2 separate regions of the Homo sapiens genome follow, and region 2 is linked to region 1. The links are chromatin contacts, found by Hi-C or POLR2A ChIA-PET in ENCODE. All regions are on one chromosome and are shown on one strand. Each heading gives the region's core, a stretch centred on a gene start or an enhancer-like site at or near the end of the contact. The rest is flanking DNA. Distances are from core to core; before and after follow the strand shown. Region 1 overlaps CYFIP2 (cytoplasmic FMR1 interacting protein 2). Region 2 overlaps ADAM19 (ADAM metallopeptidase domain 19).

Region 1 (3,294 bases), core at 721-3,220:
AGTAATTAAGTACTGATATTGATACAACATGAATAAACTTTGACAATATTATGCTAAGTGAAAGAAGCGAATCATTAAAGACCCCGTATTGTATTGTTCCATTTATTAAACATGCCCAGAATAGGCAAATCTATGGTTGCCAAGGGGTGGGGTTGGGGGAAATAGGTGGTGGTGCTAAAGGCCATGAGATTTCTTTTTGGGGTGCTAAAATGCTCTAAAACTGACTACGATTATGGGTTGTACAACTCTGTGAATATATTAAAAACCACTGAACGGTTTTTTTTTTTTTTTTTTTTACACAGAGTTTCACTCTTGTTCCCCAGGCTGGAGTGCAATGGCATGATCTCACTCACTGCAACCTCTGCCGGGTTCAAACGATTCTCCTGCCTCAGCCTCCCGAGTAGCTGGAATTACAGGCACCTGCCACCATGCCTGGCTAATTTTTGTATTTTCAGTAGAGACAGGGTTTTGCCATGTTGGCCAGGCTGGTCTCAAACTCCTGACCTCAGGTGATCCACCCACCTTGACCTCCCAAAGTGCTGGGGTTACAGACATGAGCCACCATGCCTGCCCTGAACTATATTTTTTAAATGAGTGAATTGTACAGTATGCAAACTATATTTCAATAAAGCTGCTACCAAAAGTTAGTATTTTTATAACTACTTTTTGGGAAACTTTGAGTGTAACATAAGCAGAAGGGGTACAAAGAGAGCTGGGGGTAGAGTAGGAGCTTGGGGAGTTTGGGGACTGTAAATGATGCCCCTACAAGCAGAGGCTGTGGAGAGCAAAAACCAACGGGGATAGCAGGGGAGGAAAAGAGTAATAGATACAACCATACCACCCCACAGAGCAGCCCCCTAAACTGCAGGGGTGAACTAGACCATACAGGGCAGGCCCAGCTAGCTTGTTTGTTCCCTCCCCCTGCCCCTGCCTGTTTTGGTTTCTCTGCCATCTGTCAGGTCCTGGGGCTGCCCCACCCTGGAGTAAAGACTTCTCAGATAATATTAACTGAGGAGTAATAATATTACTGCCTGTGAGGTGGGTGGGGTGATAGGTTCTGAGGTTTAGAATGAGAACAAGAAGGGAGCCTAGCTCTCTTTCTACTGATGAGGAAACCAAGGCTCAGAAAAGAGAAGGGACTTGTGCAAGGTCACTGGGCTAGTTAGGGGTGGAGCTAGGGTTAACACTGCACTTCCTGAGAAGACAAGGGACTGCAATAGAATAACTCATATGACACAGAGCTTTAAAAGAAAAGGACAGGGCCAGGCACAGTGGCTCGTGCCTGTAATCCCAGCACTTTGGGAGGCCGAGGCAGGTGGATCACCTGAGATCAGGAGTTCAAGACCAGCCTGACCAACATGGTGAAACCCCATTTCCACTAAAATTAAAAAATTACCCAGGTGTCATAGCACACGCCTGTAATCCCAGCTACTCGGGAGGCTGAGGCAGGAGAATCGCTTGAACCTGGGAGGCAGAGGTTGCAGTGAGCTGAGATCACGCCACTGCACTCCAGCTTGGGGAACAAGAGTGAAACTCCATCTCAAAATAAATAAATAGATAAATAAAAAGACAAGTATTGCAACAAAAATTCTGCAGCGAAATGAAAAGCCCTCTAAGAAAGGAAATATAATCAAAGGACTTTACTTGGCTGTCTGTGATCATCATTTATATATATTAATAATGTAGACACTTTAAACCTGATTTAGGTTAAAATAGAGCTCTTCCTATCTTGAGAGACGGGGGCAGGGGAGGGAGGGAGATGGTGTAAGAAAGTGAAATCTCCATCCATCACAGCAGGAAGTAAATAGACAACGTGCAGAATAGATAAATCGAGAAACAGCAGTGTAAGCATATCATTTAGAGATCTGGAGGCAGCTACTAGAAGAAACAGTGAGTTAAAAGTGGCAGCCTCTAGGGGAGGGTGGGTGCTGGATGGTTGTTTTTCATTATAAGGCTTTCAATACTATTTGATTTTTTAAAACATTTGTATATATCGTTTTGATCAAAATTTAATAATTTGCTTTAGAAGACAACCACCCAAAGTCTCCTTGTTAGCAGTTCAGACACCTGGCCGGTACCCAGCACTGACTGGCAAGGTGGTCTTTGTTGTTTCAGTCCCCTGCTCCTGTCCTCCGGGACCAGAGGCCCTATCACCTACAGCTTCTCTCCACACAGGGGACCTGCAGTCAGAGCCGAGAAATCAAGTCAGCCTCGACTTGGGCCACTGGAGAAGGCCTATCCTCCTCGTTGTTTATGAGTAGACTGAGTAGACAGAGAAAAAGATCTTGGTGGGGGCTAAAGGACTTTCCCCTTCGTTTGCCATTTTGCCCAGCTGCTTCCTGTGTTGTTAAGGTTGAGGTGGCCTTTGTGGTGACACCAAACCAGGCTACCAGCAGCTCAGGGGAACGGCCTCATGCTCTCAGGAGGGGAAGTCATGCCACCAAGGTGGCTTGCTGATTTGCTCCTGCTGGGGCCCTGGGGCTGTCATATGAGGAACACCAACATGACGCGTATGTGGGGAGAGGAGCTGCCTCTCAGATGCACCTGCTAAAACTCACAAGGGAAGCCATGCATCTGCTACGGAAACAAAGAGGAGGGCTTCAGGTCTGGCCACCAGATCGGAGCACGTGGAACTCAGCTCCATCGATGTGAAACCACAACTCGAACATGGCTCAGTATGAAGACAAAGGCCCCCAAATCACATTTTCACTCACTCTAAAAGGGCAAATTTCTCTGTCTGTAAAATGTGGAGGTTAGCCTTGGTTCTCTCTCAACCATGATGTCCAAACCTGCCTTGTGAAGGTTATTGCGGGTAACTTGTGCTAATAATAGCTTAAGCACTGAGGTTTGCAAACAAGGTACATTTTATTGTATGTGAGGCGAGGGTTCAAGATCTCTGTGTGATATTATTGCTTGCATGTTCATCTCTTCCCTTGAGTGGCAGGAATGGAGCAGAGTTGGGGGGTTGGCTGTGGGGGCTGATGTGTTCAGCATGTCAACATTGTCCATTTTGTGTACTAAAAAAACCACAACAGCAACCAGTTAAGAATCACTGGATTTGGGCCTCTCTCAGGACCCTCCCAACACTAAAGCAAATGACCATGACTACAGTTGAGACATTCCATCCAAAGGGCTTCCTTAAAGACATGTGTTAAGGATCATGCAGACCATTCTCTGTGGCCAAGGTATACAGGGCATAATAAACCTGTCCAAGGATACTCTTCCTTTGTGCCTTTGCTCAAACTGTCTCCACTCCCTTATGGACTGTCTTCTTCCCTTCTCAAATCTTACCGA
Region 2 (3,187 bases), core at 536-3,035, 210 kb before region 1:
TTAAAGGTTGCATCTGACTTCTGGGATCCTCAGGGGTTTAATAGATTGGTGTGTCTGTTCTCCCTTTGGGCTCTGGTTTATCTCAAAGAGACACACAAGGCCAGCCCTGAGTGATTTCTTGTCTCAGGTGTTCCTTGACTTGTGCGTACAGGTGATCAACACTCCGGAAATCCTGCGGAAGCCCTCCCAGCCTCCTCCCCGGCCCCCTCCAGATTATCTGCGTGGTGGGTCCCCACCTGCACCACTGCCAGCTCACCTGAGCAGGGCTGCTAGGAACTCCCCAGGGCCCGGGTCTCAAATAGAGAGGACGGAGTCGTCCAGGAGGCCTCCTCCAAGCCGGCCAATTCCCCCCGCACCAAATTGCATCGTTTCCCAGGTAAGTGGATAATCAGCAACCTTGGGCTGGGAACATTGCTTTTAAGGCCACTTTCAATGGGTAATGGCAAAGGTGGGGAAGGTGAAACTTGTGGGGTCATGAGCTGACTGCCTTTTCTGCAATTCAGTCAATACGGGGGCGCACAGCAGGTTAGAGCAACGAACGTGGGGAAATAGACTCTCTAAGAAGCTCCTAAACCATGTGGCATTTTCTCCCGGGTTGGCCTATTTTATGACAAGCCACTACCCACCTTCCACCCCATATTAACTTCTGTCAGTTCCCCCATGCTCGTCTGCCTGCTAGGTCTTTGTAAATGCTGCTTGTTCTGCCTGATACGCTCCTTCTCTCCTTGGTGGGGCCACCTCCTGCTCATCCTCAGATCTGCTCCTAGATGCCGCTTCTCCCAGGAAGTCTATCCTGATTCCTCAATTCTGAGGTTGATGGGACTGTACTTCTCTCATCATAGTACTCTTCCTACCAAATTGTACCTATTGGTACCTTCTACTGATTGGAAAGTCTTAGGGATGTATCCTGATGCCTTGCCCATCCCAAGGGGCAGGTGCCTCTGGGAGGTGAGAGTGGGGTCTAGACTCTCCCCCACCAGCCCTGGTGCTCTTGGAGGCATAGCCTGCCCAGCAGCCTGTTCCCACTGCGTGTGTGTGCTCTGATGGCTCTGACCACACCTTCTGCAGGAGATCCCCCAGTGCAGACACAGGTGTTTCCTGGGTGGCGGCCGGGTGGGGTGCCTTCTGGAACTGGCCTGTGTGTTTTGGGTGTGACCCCTCAACTGAGACTGCTTTCTCTGGGTGTAATCCAGAGGGCTCCATGGAACCCAAGCTGTCTCTGACCCTAAGGACTCTGGGGTTGGCTGCAGGCTTTGGAGGGTCCTTGGGATGTGTGGCAGTGGTACAGTTTGGGAAGGCTGAGGGCATCCATTCTGTTTCTCTGCTGTGAAACTGCTGCTCTCCCCTTCCTTTTATGTGGGGCAGAGGTAGGATGGAAAAATCCATGCAGAAAGAGAGGAAAGATTGACAGGGAGAGAGAAGGAAAGAGGAAAGGAAAAAAGCAAGAGAGGGGAGGAGTGGAGAGAGAGAGGTGGAGAGTGTACTCGTGTGCTGAGGGTGCTATAGCAGAGTACTGCACACTGGGTGGCTTCAAAACAGACACTTATTTTCTCACAGTTCTAGAGGCTAAGAGTCCAAGGTCAAGGTGCTGGAAGGGTTGATTTCTGAAGCCTCTCTCTGTGGCTTGCAGGTGGCCGCCCTCTTGCTGTGTTCTCACGAGGCCTTTCCTATGCACTTCTGCCTCCCTGGTGTCTGCCTGTCCAACTCTCCTCTTCTTATGAGGACACCAGATTGGATTAGGTGGCCTCATTCTATCCTAATCACCTCTTTAAAGACCTTATCTCTAAATATGGTCACATTCTGAGGTACTCAGGGTTAGGGCTTCAGCATATGATTTTTTTTTTTTAAATGATGAGTGCACAGTTCAGTCCCTAACAGAGAGATGAAAGAAAGGGAGAAAGCAGGCGTGTAGAGACTTGGGGTTACAGGAGAACAGGAGTGCCAGCAGAGGGAGGAGGGAGTGGGTCGGGCGAGCAGTCCACTCAGACTGTTGTTCTGAAAAACCCACACTAGAGGCATGTTCAGAGAACACGGGGCCAGCCTCACCCCTGTCACCCCTAGGTGCTGAGCCGTAGGTCAGGAAGTGTCAGGGACAGCGGGGACCCAGCTGTCTGTTAAGTGGTGGAGGCTGTGCATACCCTGCACCTGCACCCCTGGGACTGCTGGCAGGAGTCCCGGGTGCAGGAAGCTGCCCAGCCAGTGGCAGGCACCCCAAAACACAGCCCCCAAGCACAGCTTCTCCTGGGCCCCGGGTCCCAGGTGGGTGTCTCTCTACAAGCGAACAGTGGGAGGCAGCTGCTCTGAGTGGGGGCTGCTGTGATGACATTGGGCTGCCACCTGCCTCCTCACAGCCATTCCAAGAAGGGAGTTGCTGCAGCCCTCATTTCTCTTGGAGGTTGCCAGGCCTCATAGGATTGAAGGGACTTGCCCGACATTGCACAGTTGTGAGTGGAGGAGCTAGGACTTGAACCCAGGTCTCATCCAGCTGAGTGAGACAGCCTCCTGCCCTGGGGCCACTCACAGTCTCCAGTCTGCCATCAAAGATTCCCCACCTCCTAGCTGGGGGACATGGACCCCCTGGAGAAGTGATAGATGAAACCTCATCACTTCTTCAGTTCTGCTATTCTAAACCGGCTTATGCACCTGCACTCTGGGCCAGGCAATGACGAGGAAGGCAGATGGCAGCTTTGCCTCCAGGAGCTCACATTCTGCTGGGGCAGTGACTCTGGGATATGTGTCACTGCAACAGTGATATGTGCTGTGAAGGAGAGGCTCAGGGTGCTCAGAAGAGAGTAACGAGGATTTGACCTAATCTGGGAAATCCAGGAAGGTTTCCCTGAGGTGGTGACATTTGAGCTGAGACATGAAGGAGGAACAGGACTTAACCAGGCTGTGAGGGCAAGTGATGAAGGAGCTTTCCTGGTCCCAGGACCCACTAGTAGGGAGGCTCTGTCATGGGAGAGGGCCCTGTGGATTGAAGGAACTTAAAGGTTTGTGTGCTTGGGTCCCAAGGAGCTATGAGATGAGGCTGGAAAGCCAGGAGGAGCCCGTCTATGCCCAGGCCACATAGCCTTGGTCAGGACTTTGGTCTGTATTCCATAGGAAGAGGACAGTGGTGACATGATGCAATTTTCTGTTGACAAGGATTGATCACTCTTTGGGATATCTTTAGGCAGGAGAGAGGTGT

What was found. A loop is a pair of places that touch in the nucleus more often than their neighbours do. ChIA-PET counts read pairs that join two places held with the same protein, here RNA polymerase II (POLR2A). Pooled maps may share reads with other maps.
Region 2: a loop to region 1 is called in a map of OCI-LY7, with 4 times the contacts of the local background. The contact joins two enhancer-like sites. A Hi-C loop is called at or near these places in 2 of 168 maps with a recorded cell type or tissue (OCI-LY7 and Ramos), 4 of 37 single-sample maps with no recorded cell type and 5 of 50 pooled maps. POLR2A ChIA-PET finds 5 or more read pairs at or near these places in 1 of 52 experiments (activated T-cell).

The regions. Positions count from the first base shown.
Region 1 is chr5:157,271,132-157,274,425 of GRCh38, reverse strand. The region is part of intron 1 of CYFIP2 (cytoplasmic FMR1 interacting protein 2); the gene reads right to left. Among named protein-coding and RNA genes, the nearest start is that of CYFIP2, 6.7 kb to the right of the region's middle. RefSeq lists enhancers at 808-947, 2,014-2,223, 2,474-2,663. Within about 2 kb of position 1,970, at least 8 of the 41 ENCODE cell types and tissues checked have a DNase peak (open chromatin) inside an H3K27ac peak, as active enhancers do; they include OCI-LY7, where a contact is called at or near this core.
Region 2 is chr5:157,485,454-157,488,640 of GRCh38, reverse strand. It overlaps ADAM19 (ADAM metallopeptidase domain 19), which reads left to right. Exons shown (of 23, transcript NM_033274.5): 21 at 152-376. Among named protein-coding and RNA genes, the nearest start is that of NIPAL4, 27 kb to the right of the region's middle. RefSeq lists a silencer at 1,923-2,012 and an enhancer at 1,680-2,180. Within about 2 kb of position 1,785, at least 5 of the 41 ENCODE cell types and tissues checked have a DNase peak (open chromatin) inside an H3K27ac peak, as active enhancers do; they include OCI-LY7, where a contact is called at or near this core.